Regions from separate parts of the Homo sapiens genome. Here region 2 is linked to region 1. The links are chromatin contacts, found by POLR2A ChIA-PET in ENCODE. All regions are on one chromosome and are shown on one strand. The core of a region is the stretch at or near the end of the contact, and the rest is flanking DNA. Distances in the headings are between cores, read along the strand shown. Region 1 holds the start of GP6 (glycoprotein VI platelet). Region 2 overlaps TNNT1 (troponin T1, slow skeletal type).

Region 1 (4,029 bases), core at 1,507-4,006:
GGAGTTCGAGAGCAGCCTGACCAACATGGTGAAACCCTGTCTCTACTAAAAATACAAAAATTAGCGGGGCGTAGTGGCAGGAGCCTGTAATCCCAGCTACTTGGGAGGCTGAGGCAGGAGAATCGCTTGAACCTGGGAGGTGGAGGTTGCAGTGAGCCAACGTCATGCCACTGCGCTCCAGTCTGGGCAACAGAGTGAGACTCCATGTCAAAAAATAAAAATAAATAAAAATAAATGAGCGTGGAATACTACTCAGCCATTAAAAGGAGTGAAATAATGTCTTTTGGCCAGGCACAGTGGCTCACATCTGTAATGCCAGCACTCTGGGAGGCCGAGGTGGGTGGATCACGAGGTCAAGAGATCAAGACCATCCTGCCCAACATGGTGAAACCCCATCTCTACTAAAAATACAAAAATTAGCCGGGCATGGTGGCGGGTGCCTGTAGTCCCAGCTACTCGGGAGGCTGAGGCAGGAGAATCACTTAAACCCGGGAGGTGGAGTTTGCAGTAAGCCGAGATCACACCACTGCACTCCAGCCTTGGTGAGAGAGCGAGATTCCGTCTTTAAAAAAAAAAAAAAAAAGTCTTTTGCAGCAACTTGGATGGAGCTGGAAGGCATTATTCTAAGTAAAGTAATACAGGAGTGGAAAACAAAAATCTGTATATTCTCACTTATAAGTGAGAGCTAAGCTGTGGGTATGCAAAGGCATGCAGAGTGATGTAATGGACTTCAGAGACTCAGAAGGGAAGGGCAGAAGTGGGGCAGGGATGAAAAACTACACATTAGGTACAAGGTACACTAGTCAGGTGACAGGTGCACTAAAATCTCAGAATTCACCAGAATATAATTCATCCATGTAACCAAGAACCACTTGTATCCCAAAAGCTACTGAAGCAACAAGCCAGATGCAGTAACCTGTACAGGCCACACCTGTAACCCCAACACTTTGGGAGGCCGAGGTGGGTGGATCGCTTGAGCCCAGGAGTTCAAGACCAGCCTGGGCAACATAGCGGACCCCCGTAACTAAAAAAATTACAAAAACAAGCCAGGCATGATGGTGTACAACTGTAGTTCCAGATACTCAGGAGGCTGATGGGGAGGCACTGGTTGAGCCTGGGAGGTTGAGGCTGCAGTGAGCCATGATCATGCCACTGCCCTCCTGCCTGGGTGACAGAAGTGAGGCCCTATCTCAAATAAAATTAAATAAATAAAAGTTAAAACAGGCTGGGTGCGGTGGCTCACGCCTGTAATCCCAGCACTTTGGGAGGCCGAGGCGGGTGGAACCTGAAGTAAGGAGCTTGAGACCAGCCTGGCCAACATGGTGAAACCCCGCCCCTACTAAAAATACAATAATTAGCCAGACCTGGTGGCAGATGCCTGTAATCCCAACTATTCGGGAGGCTGAGGCAGGAGAATCACTTGGACCCGGGAGGCAGAGTTTGCAGTGAGCTGAGATCATGCCATTGCATTCCAGCCTGAGCGACCGACTGAGCGAGACTCCATCTCAAAAAACAAACAAAAAGAAAAAAAGAATACATCCATGGATGGATAATGAATGAGAGGTTGTTTATATTCACAGTTAACCCTCTCATCTCCAGTAATGCAACCATCTTCTTCCTGCTTAGCCTTTTGGAGATGCTGTCCCTTTAGTGGTCAAATTCTGAAGAAATCAGGAAATAATGCATTCGACATGCCCAGCACAAGTGAAGATCAGGCAGCAGAAATGCATTCGACCTGCCACCCATCCATCAGGAGACTATTTACTCCACTACTGTAGGGGATACTGACAAATTAAATCCATACCTAGTCCAGATATCAATTCCACAATTTTTTTTTTTTTTTTTTTGAGACGGAGTTTCGCTCTTGTTGCCCAGGCCAGAGTGCAATGGTGTGATCTTGGCTCACCGCAACCTCCACCTCCCAGGTTCAAGCGATTCTCCTGCCTTAGCCTCCAGAGTAGCTGGGATTACAGGCATGTGCCACCACACCCGGCTAATTTTGTATTTTTAGTAGAGATGGGGTTTCTCCATGTTGGTCAGGCTGGTCTCAAACTCCCGACCTCAGATGGCCCACCCGCCTCGGCCTCCCAAAGTGTGTAAGCCATGGCACTCAGCCTTTTTTTTTTTTTTTTTTTTTTTTTTTGAGATGGAGGCTCTCTCTGTTGCCCAGGCTGGAGTGCAATGCCTGACCTCAGCTCACTGCAACTTCTGCCTCCCAGTTTCAAGCAATTCTCCCACCTCAGCCTCCCACGTAGCTGGGATTACAAGCACCCGCCATCACGCCCGGCTAATTTTTGTAGAGATGGGGTTTCACCATGTTGACCAGGCTGGTCTTGAACTCCTGACCTCAGGTGATCCACCCACCTCGGCCTCCCAAGGTTGAGATTACAGGCGTGAGCCACTGTGCCTGGCCCACATTTTTTAAAAAAGGGGCAACTGCAGTGTAGTAGAACAAAGTTGTGACCAATGCTAGGATACTCTGTTCATTTCCTGACCCAGCCATGAATACACTGGAATAACTCATGCAAAATGCCAGCTCGCTGGCCCCCCGTTTCCCCACCCAACAAATGAAGGGGCTCTTACAGGTTCCTTTTTGTCCTGAAATTCATCACCAATGCAAATTTCTTAAAAATCCTTTGTCTGGCAGTCCATGCCTGTCCTTCAGCATTTCCCAGATCTGACCCTCAGGACTCACCAAGACAGAAGAGGGCGGTCGGGGATGGAGACATGGTTCCTCAGCCCTGTCCTGAGCTCTGTGGCCAGGGAGGGAAGTGGTGGGAGCCTGGGGCACAGGCTCAGGATGTGATGAGGATGAAGAATGCTCTCCTCCCTTCCTCCACCAGCCCCGGCCTTTCCTAATTGAGACTCATCGAGCCGTAGCCGGCTCCTCAGTACAGTGACTTGCACACAAGCTCCAAGGAGCCGCGCTTATCTCCTCTGGCCAGCCTGGCGTTGCACCGTTTGTCCGCCTGCTGGGGCCTGGTCTGTGTTCCCGTGCTCCCATAAACTCCCTGATGTCACTAGGAAAATACGCATCAAAACCACAGTGAGATATGACTTCACACCTTCTGGAATGGCTGTATTTTTTTTTTTTCTTTTGAGACAAAGTCTCGTTCTTTTTGCCCAGGTTGGAGTGCAGTGGCGCCATCTCGGCCCACTACAACCTCCACCTCCCAGGTTCAAGCGATTCTCCTGCCTCAGCCTCCCAAGTGGCTGGGATTATAGGTATGTACCACACCAGGCTAATTTTTGTATTTTTAGTAGAGATGGGGTTTCACTGTGTTGGCCAGGCTGGTCTTGAACTCCTGACCTCAGTTGATCCACCTGCCTCGGTCTCCCAAAGTGCTGGGATTACAGGCATGAGCCACTGCACCCGACCGGCTATAATTTTTTTTAATGGAAAACAGCAGATATTGGTGAGTATGCAGAGAAATTGAACTGCGCGTGCATTGCTGGCAGGGACGTAACATGGCGCCCCTGCTGTGGAAAACAGTTCCAGCAGCTCCTCCAGAAGTTAAACGTGGGATTGCCATAAAATCCAGCAATTCCACTTCGGGGTACACACCTAAAAGAACTGAAAACAGGGTCTCTAACATATTTGTACACAGTGTTCATAGCAGCTTTATTCACAATAGCCAAAAGGTGAAACCACCCACATGTCCATCAACAACAATGGATAAACAACATGTGGTATATACACACAAGGTAATATCAACCAGCCTTAACTAAAAGAATAAAAATCAGCCAGGCACAGTGGCTCACGCCTGTAATCCCAGCACTTTGGGAGGCCGAGGCGGGCGGATCACCTGAGGTCAGGAGTCCGAGACCAGCCTGGTTAACATGGTGAAACCCCATCTCTACTAAAAATACAAAAATTAGCTGGGCGTTAAATTAGCCGGGCATGGTGGCAGGTGCCTGTAATCCCAGCTACTTGGGAGACGGAGGCATGAGAATCGCTTGAACCTGGGAGGCAGAGATTGCGGTAAGCCGAGATCGCACCACTGCACTCCAGCCTGGGCGGCAGAGTGA
Region 2 (3,811 bases), core at 937-3,436, 100 kb after region 1:
GGCTGGTCTCAAACTCCTGGCCTCAGGTGATCCACTTGTCTCGGTCTCCCAAAGTGCTGGGATTACAGGCGTCAGCCATCGCGCCTAAACTTAGTTTCCTATCACTGCTGTAATTTGCAAATTTAGTGGCAGAAAAACAATGCAGATTTGTTATCTTACAGCTCTGCAGATCAGACATCTGAAATTGGTCCCCCTGGGCTGGAATCAAGTTGTGAACAGAACCAATTTATTCTGGAGGTTCTAGGGGAGAATTCATTCCCTTCCCTTTTCCAGCTGCTGCCTGCATGTCTGGGCCCATGGACCTTCTTTCATCTTCAGAGGCAGCCATGCAGCATCTTCAAATCTCTCAGTCTGACCCTCTGGCCTTCCTCTTATAAGGACCCTTGTGATGATCTTGCCCTTCCCCACAGGTAATCCAGGACAACCTTCCCATCTCAAGATCTTTAATTTAATCACATCTGCAAAATCCCCTTCACAGCTGGGTGACGGGCAGGTGGCTGTAATCCCAGCTACTCGGGAGGCTGAGGCAGGAGGATCACTTGAGCCCAGGAGTTTGGGAACAACGTGGGCAACATAGAAAGACCCTATCTCAAATAAAAAAAAATAATAATAATAGTAATAATGATGACAATGGCCAGGCATGGTGGCTCATGCCTGTAATCCTAGCACTTTGGGAGGCCAAGGGGGTGAATCACCTGAGGTCAGGAGTTCAAGACCAGCCTGAACCAACATGGAGAAACCCCATTTCTACTAAAAATACAAAAATTAGCCGAGCCTGGTGGCAGGTGCCTGTAATCCCAGCTACTCAGGAGGCTGAGGCAGGGGAATTGCTTGAACCAGGAGGCGGAGGTTGCAGTGAGCTGAGATCGCGTCACTGCACTCCAGCCTGGGTGACAGAGCGAGACTGTCTCAGAAAAAAAAAAAATTAAAATTAAAAAAAAAGGGAAAAGAAGAAAATGGAGAATCCAGGCCGGGCACGATGGCTCATGCCTGTCATCCCAGCACTTTGGGAGGTGAAAGCAGGTGGATTGCTTGAGCTTAGGAGTTGAAGACCAGCCTGGACAACATGGCAAAATGCTGTCTCTACAAAAAATAAAAAAATAAAAAAAACTAGTGGGGCAGAGTGGCGCAGCCTATATAGTTCCAGCGACTCTGGAGGCTGAGGTGGGAAAATCATTTGAGCCCAGGAGGTCCTAGTTATAGTGAGCTAGGATCACACCACTGCACTTCAGCCTGGGTGACAGAGCAAGACCCTATTTCCAAATAAACGAATAAAAAATAATAATAGGCCGGATGCGGTGGCTCACACCTGTAATCCCAGCACTTTGGAAGGCTGAGGTGGGCGGATCATGTGGTCAGAAGATCAAGACCATCCTGGCCAACATGGTGACACCCCATCTCTACTAAAAATACAAAATTTAGCCGGGCGTGGTGGTGCGCACCTGTAGTCCCAGCTACTGGGGAGGCTGAGGCAGAAGATTCGCTTGAACCTGGAAGGCAGAGGTTACAGTGAGCTGAGATCGTGCCACTGCACTCCAGCCTGGGCGACAGAGCTAGACTCCGTTTCAAAGAATAATAATAATAGTAATAATAATAATAATAATAATAATAACAAAATGGGCATCCGGCTGAAGAAGTAACATTTGGGCTCTCAGGGCAGGGGAGGCACCCACCGCCAGCTTAGCCTGACGTTCGCGTTCCTTCTCAGTTCTGAAGCGCTGTTGCTCGGCTCTCTCTGACCGGCGCCGCTCCTGGGAAACGGAGAAGCATAAGGGGGTGCAGGGACGTACCCCCAGTCTTCCTTCCCCAGAGTAGGCTAATAAACAGATTGGAGTGTGGCCACCGACTTGGGTGAATTCGCGAAAGCCTAAGGCTCAGCTCTGTACTAGGAGGAAAACTATTATCTGCATCTCCCAAGATGCAAGGGATCCACATGGAGGGAGGAAGACCGGGGGGAACCCGGACTCTCGGCTCACAATGCGCTCCTTCAAGGCAACCAGCTCCTCTTCCTCCTTCTTCCGCTGCTCGAAATGTACATCGATGAGTGTCTGCAGCTCCAGCAGGTCTTTCTCCATGCGCTTGCGGTGGATGTCCTGCAGGACACACGGGCAGCCCGTCCTAGGAGACCCTGGAGGGGGCAGCAGCCTCCCAGCACCTCCCCCATGCAGGATGGTGAACTGAACCGTTTCCCAGGACGGTATCCAGCAGGTGGCAGCAATGCCTCGTGTTTGACACTAATCAGCTCTTCCAAGGACAGGCTTCCCAAAGACGGGAGTGGGGAGTGGGGACCGGCGCCTTTTTTTTTTTTTTTCCTCCCAGGCTGGAGTGAAATGGCGCGATCTCGGCTCACCGCCACCTCCGCCTCCCAGGTTCAAGCGATTTTCCTGCCTCAGCCTCCCGAGTAGCTGGGATTACAGACACCTGCCACCACGCCCGGCTAATTTTTGTATTTTTAGTAGAGACGGGGTTTCACCATATTAACCAGGCTGGTCTCGAACTCCTGACCTCAGGTGGGTCACCTCAGCCTCCCAAAGTGCTGGGATTACAGGCATGAGGCCCCGCGCCCGGCCGGCGCCTTTTCATGATTGACACAAAGGCCCCTTAAAGACTAGCAACTGCGCCTGCGGAGGGGTCTCTTGTCACTTACATCGAAGTCAACGCGCTCCCCTTCTGGGATCTTTGGCGGGATCAAAGGAGGCACCACGGGGCGGCTGAGTGGACAGAAACACAGAGACCATGAGTGGCCCGACCTCCCTGAGCCACCTCCCACCTCCGGGATGTGCCGTCCAGTGAGGTAGCCGCCAGCCCCGGGAGGCTCCTGAACGTGGAGGGTCCCAGCTGAGGCGGGCTGTCAGTGAAACACACAAAAGAAGGTAAAATACCTCACTACTCATGTTTTTTTGGTTGTTGTTGGTTTTGTTTTGTTTTTTTGACGGAGTCTTGCTCTGTCACCCAGGCTGGAGTGCGGTGGCGCCACCTCGGCTCACTGCAAGCTCCGCCTCCTGGGTTCACGCCATTCTCCTGCCTCAGCCTCCCGAGTAGCTGGGACTACAGGCGCCCACCACCAAGCCTGGCTAATTTTTCTGTATTTTTAGTAGAGACGGGGCTTCACTGTGTTAGCCAGGATGGTCTCGATCTCCTGACCTCGTGATCCGCCCGCCTCGGCCTCCCAAAGTGCTGGGATCACAGGTGTGAGCCACCGCGCCCGGCACTAATCATGTTTTATACTGATTACATGTTGAAATGATAAAACATTATATAACAGATTAAAAAAACTGTGCTATGAAAATTAATTTTTCCTATATTGTTGTACTTTAAAAAATATGCCTAGTAAGAATTTTTTTTTTTTTTTTGAGACAGAGCCTCACTCTGTCACCCAGGCTGGAATGCAGTGGCGCCATCTCTGCTCACCACAACAACCTCCACCTCCCAGATTCAAGCGATTCTCCTGCCTCAGCTTCCCGAGTAGTTGGGATTACAGGCGCCTGCCACCACGCCTGGGTAATTTTTGTATTTTTAGTAGAGACGGGGTTTCACCATGCCGGCCAAGCTGGTCTTGAACTCCCGACCTCAGGCGATCTGCCTGCCTCAGCCTCCCAAAGTGCTGGGATTACAGGCAGGAGCCCCTGCGCCCAGCCATTTTTAAATTTTTTGTAGAGATGGCGTTTCACAGCCTGGGCGCGGTGGCTCACGCCTGTAATCCTAGCACTTTGGGAGGCCAAGGTGGGCGAATCACTTGAGGTCAGGAGTTCAAAACCAGCTTGGGCATCATGGTGAAACCCCATCTCTACTAGAAATTAAAAAAAAAAAT

The links. ChIA-PET counts read pairs that join two places held with the same protein, here RNA polymerase II (POLR2A).
Region 2: POLR2A ChIA-PET joins it to region 1 with 10 read pairs in activated CD8-positive, alpha-beta memory T cell. The contact joins the enhancer-like site here to the promoter of GP6 in region 1. POLR2A ChIA-PET finds 5 or more read pairs at or near these places in 4 of 52 experiments (K562, Panc1, activated CD8-positive, alpha-beta memory T cell and 1 more).

The regions. Positions count from the first base shown.
Region 1 is chr19:55,035,508-55,039,536 of GRCh38, forward strand. It overlaps GP6 (glycoprotein VI platelet), which reads right to left and starts at 2,757. Exons shown (of 8, transcript NM_016363.5): 1 at 2,696-2,757. The coding sequence starts at 2,729. The region is part of intron 2 of GP6-AS1 (GP6 antisense RNA 1); the gene reads left to right. It also overlaps a transcript of RDH13 not described here.
Region 2 is chr19:55,139,210-55,143,020 of GRCh38, forward strand. It overlaps TNNT1 (troponin T1, slow skeletal type), which reads right to left. Exons shown (of 14, transcript NM_003283.6): 7 at 2,648-2,711; 8 at 1,977-2,093; 9 at 1,674-1,751. Among named protein-coding and RNA genes, the nearest start is that of TNNT1, 8.1 kb to the right of the region's middle. RefSeq lists enhancers at 2,063-2,122, 2,252-2,756 and a silencer at 2,340-2,565. Within about 2 kb of position 2,187, at least 2 of the 41 ENCODE cell types and tissues checked have a DNase peak (open chromatin) inside an H3K27ac peak, as active enhancers do.